Linked DNA regions of Homo sapiens: region 2 is linked to region 1. A link is an interaction called in ENCODE POLR2A ChIA-PET data of the cell type or tissue named here. Cell type or tissue: K562. All regions are shown on one strand. Region 1 overlaps MARCHF5 (membrane associated ring-CH-type finger 5). Region 2 overlaps IDE (insulin degrading enzyme).

Evidence for each region. Peaks named below come from ENCODE experiments on the same cell type or tissue, not always from the same donor. Only the 100,000 strongest peaks of a DNase experiment are listed, where the experiment ranks them.
Region 2: POLR2A ChIA-PET joins it to region 1 with 6 read pairs; 4 of 35 experiments call an interaction of 5 or more read pairs at or near these places.

The regions. Positions count from the first base shown.
Region 1 is chr10:92,300,434-92,305,433 of GRCh38, forward strand. All of the region lies in intron 1 of MARCHF5 (membrane associated ring-CH-type finger 5), which reads left to right. Among named protein-coding and RNA genes, the nearest start is that of MARCHF5, 12 kb to the left of the region's middle. In K562, no CTCF peak of the experiment used is centred here; no DNase peak of the experiment used is centred here.
Region 2 is chr10:92,461,759-92,466,758 of GRCh38, forward strand. IDE (insulin degrading enzyme) reads right to left here. Exons shown (of 25, transcript NM_004969.4): 20 at 3,918-4,085; 21 at 1,973-2,245. Among named protein-coding and RNA genes, the nearest start is that of IDE, 110 kb to the right of the region's middle. In K562, no CTCF peak of the experiment used is centred here; a DNase peak (open chromatin) is centred at 2,823.

The DNA of each region.
Region 1 (5,000 bases):
AGTGAGCTGAGATTGCACCATGCCACTGCACTCCAGCCTGGGCCACAGAGCAAGACCCTGTCTCAAAAAAAAAAAAGAGATCATATTCTTTAGCCTGTCCTTCAGGACACTCACCATTATTCACAGACCATTTATTATGCTCCCTATTATGTTTAAGATATGCCGTACATAGCTGGCACCAACTGCCTTTTTAAAGCCTTTCTTCTCTTTATGAATAAGTGTATAAGTACCCAAGTCTTTTGCCCAAGCCAAACTGGCTTGCGCACTTTCTTCCAAACATAAGGTGGTTTTTGTTTTTGGGTTTTGTTTGGCATCTTTTCTTTCAAAGCTCTACCCATTTTTCAAGACCTAGTTAGGTTCTGCCTTGTTTATAATGCTCTTCTGACCATGTCTGCAGAAATATTTTTCTCTTCTTCTCCAGACTCATGTAGCAGTTCATCTTCAGTGCCTCCTAATTCTTTTTTTTTTTTTTTTTTGAGGCAGAGCCTTCACTCTGTTGCCCAAGCTGGAATGCAGTAGTGCAACCTTGGCTCACTGCAGCCTCCGGGTTCAAGCGATTCTCATGCTTCAGCCTCCCAAGTAGCTGGGATTACAGGTGTGTGCCATCATGCTCAGCTAATTTTTTGTATTTTTAGTAGAAACAGGGTTTCACTGTTTTGGCCAGGCTGGCCTTGAACTCCTGGTCTCAAGCAGTCCTCCCCACTCAGCCTCCCAAAGTGCTGGGATTACAGGCATGAGCCACCACGCCTGACCTGCCTCCTAATTCTTTACATGCCGTAGTTCACATAGATGACAATATTTATATGGCCCATTGGAGTAAACTGAAAGGGATTTGCCTCTCTGGAGGAAGCACATTATGGCTGCTTTAAAGTACCTTAGTAAAATGAAACACGTATTTTTTGTACTGCTGTAATTTTCTAAGAAATGGGAAATGTAAATGTGAATTTTTCTCTGAATACACTATACATAGGGCAGCATGGTGCAGTGAAAAAAGCTGATGATTTGGAGTCATGGCCCAGGTTGCATCCATGCCTCTCTGCTTACTGTGTGGCCTTGGCCAGATCACTTAACCTTTCTGGGCTTTTGGTTCTTGTTTAAGATGGGATTAATTGTGCTTTCAGAGTTTATGAACATCAAAGACAAAAGGCACGGCATGAATATACTATACTCAATAAATGATTGCTCAGTATTCGTGGGGAATTGGTTCTGGGACCTCCCAAGGATGCCAAACTCTGTAGATGCTCAAGTCCCTGATATAAAATGGTGTAGTATTTGCATATAACCTATGCACATCCTCCTGTACACTTTACGTTCTCTCTAGATTACATATAATACCTAATACAGGCCGGGTGCAGGGGCTCACGCCTGTAATCCCAGCACTTTGGGAGCCTGAGGCAGGCGGATCATCTGAGGTCAGGAGTTTGAGACCAGCCTGGCCAACATGGTGAAACCCCATCTCTACTAAAAATACAAAAAAATTAGCTGGGCATGGTGGCACACACCTGCAATCCCAGCTACTTGGGAGGCTGAGGCAGGAGGATCGCTTGAACCCGGGAGGCAGAGATTGCGGTGAGCTGAGACCACGCCATTGCACTCCAGCCTGGGTGACAAGCAAGACTCTGTCTCAAAAAAAAAATACCTAATGCAGTGTAAATGCTATGCAAATAGTTGTTATACTGTATTGTTATGAAATAATAACAAGGAAAAGTCCCTCCATGTTCAGTACAGACTCTTTTTTTTCCAAATGTATTTTACCTGAGATTAGTTGAATGAACAGATGCAGAACCCTCAGTTGGAGGGCTGACTGTATTCTCACCTTTTCTTTTTGGTAATGTGTCATGATTGTGGTTATATGTCTTTGATAGATCCAGGTACTTTAACTTCCATTCCACTAGGATGAACGGACATATTAGTCTCCCTAATAGTGTGCTTTCTGTTTCACAATTCTTGGGTGTGACACTTTTAATCCTGAGACAAAATAAGCAACACGTAGTTTTCTTTTTTCTTTTTTTTTCTTTTTTTTTTTTTGAGACGGAGTTTTGCTCTTGTTGCCCAGGCTGGAGTGCAATGGCACGATCTCGGCTCACTGCAACCTCCGCCTCCCGAGTTCAAGCGATTTTCCTGCCTCAGCCTCCTGAGTAGCTGGGATTACAGGCATGCACCACCACACCCGGCTAATTTTGTATTTTTAGTAGAGACGGGGTTTCTCTATGTTGGTCAGGCTGGTGTCCAACTCCTGACCTCAGGTGATCCACCCACCTCGGCCTCCCAAAGTGCTGGGATTATAGGCGTGAGCCACCGTGCCCGGCCTAACATGTAGTCTTTTTCTTTGTCAAATAGAGCCCTCCTTACATTAACCACAGTATGAATCTCCAAACTTGTTCTAAATTGAGGAGTGCTTGTTCTCTTTCCTTAGAGCAGTCATGTAAATACACTATTATGGCACCATATATAATACAACAGCAGCAATTTAAAGCTTATTCCACGCTTGCTTTCTATATTCTCACTCTTCTATTCTGCTACATTCCAATTTTCATCACAGTGATTTCTCAGGCAGGAGTCTGATTTCCCAGAATTTCCTAAGAATCCAAAAGAAACACCTGCAGTTTGAGTCTGCAAAGGCTTTACTACCAGCTGTTTTTTAAGTTACTGTACCTATCTTGCTTAATTTAGTGCCAGTGAGAAACTATCTTTTTGATAAATAAAGCCCCCCTCACTTTTTTCTACATACTTTAAAAATAATTAACCTGTTTGATCAGATAGACTGTAAATTAGTCACAAATGAACCCTGTGAAGTGAGATTGTCTTTGTTATTCATCCTTTCCCAACTGGTTTGTAATATCTAGCTTCATCTTAAAATCTTTCTGCTCCAACCACATTGGTCTATGAATATATGTTCATTTCCATCTCTAAGCTTGCTTACTCTGTTTTTCTTCAAATACCTTTTCTTTCCACTCTAACTTGAATTCTCATCTGTAGTTATTTCCTTTTCTTGAAACCTCAGCTGTTTCATCCTGTTTCTTGGTCTCTCATCACATTTCTGTATTAAGGTTTCTAACAACTTTTCTTGGCACTTAATGCTTGGTATAGTGGTTTTTTTGTGATCCTCGTATGCATGTTTGTTCGTTAACTAGACTGGAAGTTCCTTACATGTAGTTCCTTGTGGCATCAAATAATGAATGTACTTATTAGGTACTCAAGTGGATTTAGGAGGAGATCTTGAATAATGTTAGATTTAGGGCAATTTTGTCATGTATATTCCTTAAACTGTTTATAAATTTTACTGTTTACTCTTTATTAGTTTACTATATAACTGGCAAAAACCATCATAATTTTAAAATCACATGGAATTATATTACCCATACCAGTAAGACTATACATCTGTTCTTAGGAATAAGTAATAGTCCTTAGATTTGTCTAGTTTAGTTCTCTTCTGTTGTCTTCATATAATGACAGTGATTTGTTCTTTGTTCCCTGAACCAATCATGATACTTCCCAGATCTCCTTTTGCTTTGTAAATGAATATGCCCCAACTTGGTGAATAGGATGGTGTAGGAGTAACATCAGCAAGTAGGTGGCATTTAGAAAAGCTACCAGAAGGGTAATAAGGGTGAAAGAAAATGAATTGAAAGGGTTTAAATGAATCTTAAGATCTTAAGTAGTGGCGTGGCCTGTTGAAAAATTGGGGAAATGACTAGGAATCCAGAACATTTTCCACTGAATGCCAGGGTGCCAAGTAGAATTGCTTTATGTGCTAATGGTAAGAAAACTGCATCCATAAATTTTAGGAACTTGAATGGAAAGCTGACACCATCACTGTCATCATTGTCAATGTTGTTATTGCTAGTGGTCATATGGAGGTTATATATGTGCTAGGCAATTTTTAAGCAGTTTCTTAATCACATGTTTAATCTTTTACAATAGGGGACCTTAACATAAAACATTTTTTATGCTAAAACTCCTTTGGTGGTCTGGTTAAGCCTATGGGTTCCTTCTCAGAATGTTTTTGAAAGAATAAAACAAAATATATAGGATTAGAAATGAAACCAATTATATTGAAGTACAGCTATCAAAATATTAAAAGCCTAAAATAGTAATATGAACTTTAACACATTAAAATACAAGATTTATCAGTTGGCCTGATAACATTTAGCTCATTGTAATTTGAAATTAGTTATTTCGGGATCTCTACAGCTGTAAAGTAATATGAAAATTTCTGGTTGCTATACTCATTTCTAATTGCTGTGCTGCTAATATTACTGTGGTTTGCTTGCACTCATTATTGAAGAAAAGCTACATTTTATTTAGAGCTTAGCAAAAATAAACGTGATGGTTTTTCTCCCCTCATTCAGATTTACCGATCCCCACCCCCTAAGTTTTTCATGGACCCCAGATTAAGAACCCCTGCTTTGCAACAACTCTGTGAAAGAGATTCTATCATTAAACCTATGTAGTTAGCAGGGGTTTGAACCCAGACAATCTGGCTCCAAAGTCCAGGTTCTTTAACCAGCTAGAATATCCTGAATTCGCATTATCTTTTTCCCCAAATTAATTTAACCTTGTTTCCTTAGGAAAAAATACCTTAAGCATTTTACTTATTGTTTAAAATTAAAAACCAAATAATTTAAAAATGTTTACAGTGAGCATAAAACAATTTGATTTCTATGTTACGGTGAGTTAAGAATATTTACAGGGCCAGGCACGATGGCTCACACCGGTAATCCCAGCACTTTGGGAGGCCTAAGCAGGCAGATCACAAGGTCAGGAGATGGAGACCATCCTGGCTAACAAGTGAAACCCCGTCTCTTCTGAAAATACAAAAAATTAGCCAGACGTGGTGGCACGTGCCTGTAGTCCCAGCTACTCGGGAGGGTGAGACAGGAGATTTGCTTGAACCTGGAAGGCAGAGGTTGCAGTGAGCTGAGATCGCACCACTGTACTCCAGCCTGGACAACAGAGCGAGACTCCGTCTCCAAAAAAAAAAAGAATATTTACAAAGG
Region 2 (5,000 bases), 160 kb after region 1:
GGTTCATGCCATTCTCCTGCCTCAGTCTCCCAAGTAGCTGGGACTACAGGCGCCCGCCACCATGCCCAGCTAATTTTTTTTTTCTTTTTTATATTCTTAGTAGATACGGGGTTTCACCGTGTTAGCCAGGATGGTCTCGATCTCCTAACTCGTGATCCGCCCGCCTCGCACTCCCAAAATGTTGGGATTACAGGCGTGAGCCACTGTGCCTAGCCAAGCATCCACATTTTTACGTGACCATTTGCTTTGATTTCAAATAAAAGTAAGTGGATGTTGGCTGGGCACAGTGGCTCATGCCTATAATCCCAGCACTTTGGGAGGCCAAGGTAGGTGGATCACTCGAGGCCAGAAGTTTGAGACCAGCCTGGCCAACATGGTGAAACCCCATCTCTACTAAAAATATAAAAATTAGCCAGGCATAGTGGAGTATGCCTGTAGACCTAGCTACTCGGGAGAGGCTGAGACATGAGAATCACCTGAACCTGGGAAGCAGAGGTTGCAGTGAGCCAAGATCACATCACTATACTACAGCCTGGGCGACAGAGCAAAACTGTCTCATAAAAAAAAAAAAAAAAAAAAAGGCCAGGTGCAGTGGCTCACACCTGTAATCCCAGCATTTTGGGAGGCCGAGGCAGGGGGATCACCTAAGGTTGGGAGTTCGAGACCACCCTGACCAACATGGAGAAACCCCATCTCTACTAAAAATACAAAGTGGTGGCACATGCCTGTAATCCCAGCTACTTGGGAGGCTGAGGCAGAATTGCTTGAACCCGGGAGGTGGAGGTTGCGGTGAGCCGGAGATCGTGCCATTGCACTCCAGCCTGGGCAACAAGAGCGAAACTCCATCTTAAAAAAAAAATAATAAGTGGATGTAGTGCAATGGGTAAGAGCCTTGGCTCAGGAGCCAGGCCAGCCTGGATTCACATCCTGGCTCTCTGGTTATGAGCTTTTGGATCTTGGCCAGTCACCTCAACTTTTCTAAGCCTCAGTTTCCTCATCTGGAAATTGGGGATAATAACTACTTAATAAGGGCTGCAGTGAGAATTAGGAAAAAGATACATGACAATAACACTGCTAGGTACACGGCAAATGCTCAATAAATGAGAGACAGTATTATCATTAATAGTGAATCCAACTGCTAGATAAATTATAAGTAGGCTGGACGTGGTGGCTCACGCCTGTAATCCCAGCACTTTGGGAGCCTGAGGCAGGAGAATCGCTTGAGCCTAGGAATTCAAGGCTACAGTGAGCTATGATGACACACTGTACTCAAGCCTGGCTGACAGAGTGAGATACTCTCTGAAAGAACAAAACAAAAATAAAAATTATGGGTAAGGAAACTGAGGTCCAAAAAAGGTGTCTTGACCAAGATTTTTAGCTTGTTGGTGTCAGAGTAAGAACACAACCCACATCCTCTGACTTCTAGTACAGCTTAGCACAATCCGTTGTTAATCTATGCTCTAGAAGCAAGGTGAAAGGAAGCTGATTCAAGACAAGAGACTTCAAGAATCACAGCTCTCCCAAATCTGAAAGGAGTGAAAAATCTTTGGAGATCCCTACAGGCAAATGTTTGAACTCCTGTGCCTCAAGGGCAGCATTTGCCTCAAAGGGGTTCAATCTGGTATTATCTCATTTTTTTAGTATTATGGGAAATAGATACTTAGGTATCTGTGATCAGAATCTCAGGATACACTGATGAAACAAAAATGTGAAATTGAATTATTAATACTTTATTGTGAGATATGGGTAGATCCAGGTCTAGGTTTGGAGGGAAAAAAAAGAGATAAGGTTTCTAACAGAAAACTGGGGTTAAATTAAGTAACAGTTCTTTGGAAGTGCCAGCCATCCCCCCACCCCAACTCCCCAAATAGGTAACGGAATATCACCTACAAAATGAATACCATTTTGTAGAATGGCCTTAATCAAATGTTACTTGAATGCCATAAATGTTGGAGCCCTAATTTTACCTTACCTCTGTCAAAATTATATTGCTGGGAGATGATTTCTCCCCAGTATTTAGCACACTCAGCAGATAGCTTCTTTGGTTTGTCTAGTCGACGAATTGCTAATGCCTGAATGTGTTTTTGGAAGGCCTCTTCTGTCATGTCCTCTATGGACTTTTCCATGGTAATTAAGAAAGCTTCCACTCTGCTTTCTAGGTAGTGAGGTGGCTTTTCTGACTGGATGATGAATCTCAAGCCCTGTATGCCATTAGCTCGACGTGGCCCGCTGAAGACGATATAGCCTGAAACACAGACATCAGCCAGTCATGACCGTGGCATTTGAGACCTGGGTCATTTTTAATCCTTCAAAAACTAACCTGTCTGAGCAAATAAAATCTAGTTTAAGGTTTTAGAGTATTCACCTCTTAAAGAAATATGAGCACTTAAGATGGTTTCAGTTCCTAAGGACAGAGCAGAAGAGCTCTCTGAAGAATTACAAAGTTGGAGATGACTTTTTCTTCTTCTTAGGAAAAAAATCCTATTCATTATTCAAACTCCCATCTTGTCACTCCTCACTCTCTGTGAGTTAATCCTCTTCAATCTATGCTAAAGTTACTCCCAGAATATAAAATGCTGGACTCATTTTCATCCCTTAGTGACAGTCCTAGCTGTGTTTCCTTTAACATCCAAGTTCCGCATATGAACACGGCTCTCCTACTGTATTTCTTGTTAGATAATCCATTCCTGAACCAATTAATTCAGAATGCAACTCTCTAGAGATCAAGCTAACTAAAAGTCATACTTCCATGTTATCTCATGAGGACATGCACTACCTTCCTTCAACACCTTTTCAAAACCAAGCTCTTGGCTTATCTCCTTCAGCTGCCCTGCCCTGATCTACCACCTCCAACAGCTGTGGTGCCTCTGGGTCTCACTTCTGAGGAAGTTTCTATCTTCAACATAGCCATTCACAGTTTGATTTTCTTTGAGATGGAGTCTCGCTCTGTCACCCAAGCTGGAGTCAAGTGGCACGATCTCCGCTCACTGCAAACTCTGCCTCCCGGGTTCAAGTGATTCTCTGCCTCAGCCTCCTGAGTAGCTGGGATTACAGGCATGCACCACCACGCCCAGCTAATCTTTGTATTTTTAGTAAAGATGGGGTCTCACCATGTTGGCCAGTCTGGTCTTGAACTCCTGACCTCAGGTGATCCACCCGCCGCAGCCTCCCAAAGTGCTGGGATTATAGGCGTGAGCCACCGTGCCCGGCCAATAGTTTGAGCTCTTATAATAACATTTACCATGCTGTACTAAAATTATTCCTTTACAGGCCTGCCATCCTGATTTGACTGTGAGCTCCTCGAAAGGAAGGACCATCCAGAGCATCCATTTTCCATGTCCAGCACCTAGCACAATGGGTATTTAAACAATGATGGGTACTTGGAGAGACTCATCCTTTTTTCACTGGTTCCTTTCTGTCATTACTGGGGCTTCTTTGAGCTTCTTTCCTCATTGATCAAATCTGCCAGTACCTCAAGACTTTTAACAGTATCTAAAACTGGGAACACTTGCTGTGCCTTCTGTATGTCCCAGGCTTGGGATATAAAGACGAATGAGAGATAATACCTGCCCTCAAGGAACTCAGGCTTTAGTGAATCTAAGCTCCTCTGGATGGCTCATTTCTCATCTTGCTACCCATAAGCTTGTCCTTAGTATCCTTTTCCCCCACCTAAAATGCCCTCTTTATTGACATGTATGTAATATGCAGTATCATCTCATAAATAATTGCTTTAATGTCCATAAGATAGTGATTGCTTATCTTTTAGAAGTGGATTCTCTGTAATAAGGTTTTCTCAAGTCTCTCTAAGTAGACCATGCCTGATATACAGTGTTAGGTGAAAATGTGGAAAATGTTTTACAGGGAAAATAATTCATCAAAGTCTACAGTACCCTGCTATTTCCCCACTTTCCTCTCACCCAACTGCTCCTTGGTGCGCAGGGTGTTGAAGCAAGGTTCCGAGATAATCTGACAGAAGAGCTCCAGAAACATATTCTCTGAGGTGCTTTGCATGTCTGTTTGGTAGTATATCTCGATGCCACAGTTATTGTGAACTTCATTTCTCTGCTGATAAACAAACCATCCTCCTAGGAAGTTTCAAAAAGACAGCAGCAAGTTCAAAAACTTATTTGGGGTTTAATAAAGTCAATGCTATGTCTGCCCACACTTACAGATGATAATTTAGACATTAATAGAAAAGGGAGGTAGAGAAGCCTGGAGTTGTATTTCATTGATTTCACTTTTCTGATCATGTCCAACTTTGACCAACAGTCAAACTTACTAATTATAAATTGGCAGCACTAAGTTCCCTCTCATCAGAAGGAGGGGAGCCAGTGCCATGGCTCACATTTATAGTCCCAGCTACTTGGGAGGCTGAGGCGGGAGGATCACTTGACCCCAGGAGTTTGAGGCTGCAGTGAGCTGTGAGTATACCACTGCACTCCAGACCAAGACACAGAGTGAGACCCTGTCTCAAAAAAAAAAAAAAAAAAAAAAGCAGAGAGAGAGGAACGTGGCCTGTAAGCCTCTCTCCCTCACCCACCTCACATCCTTCTAGCCTTTTTGTACTTTTTTTTTTGAGACAAAGTCTTGTTCTGTCACCCAGGCTGGAGTGAAGTGGTGCCATCTCAGCTCACTGCAACCTCCGCCTACTGGGTTCAAGCAATTCTCTTGCCTCAGCCTCCTGAGTAGCTGGGACTATAGGCATGTGCCCCCACACCTGGCTAATTTTTCTATTTTTGGTAGATACGGGGTTTTGCCATGTTGGCCACGCTGGTCTTGAATTCCTGACCTCAGGTGATCCGCCTGCTTTGGCCTCCCAAAATGCTGGGATTACAGATGTAGGCCACCACGCCTGGCCCTTTTCTTTTTTTTTTTTTGAGACGGAGTCTGGCTCTGTCACCCAGGCTGGAGTGCAGTGGTGCAATCTCGGCTCACTGCAACCTCCATCTCCTGGGTTCAAGCAACTCTCCTACCTCAGCCTCCCAAGTAGCCGGGATTAC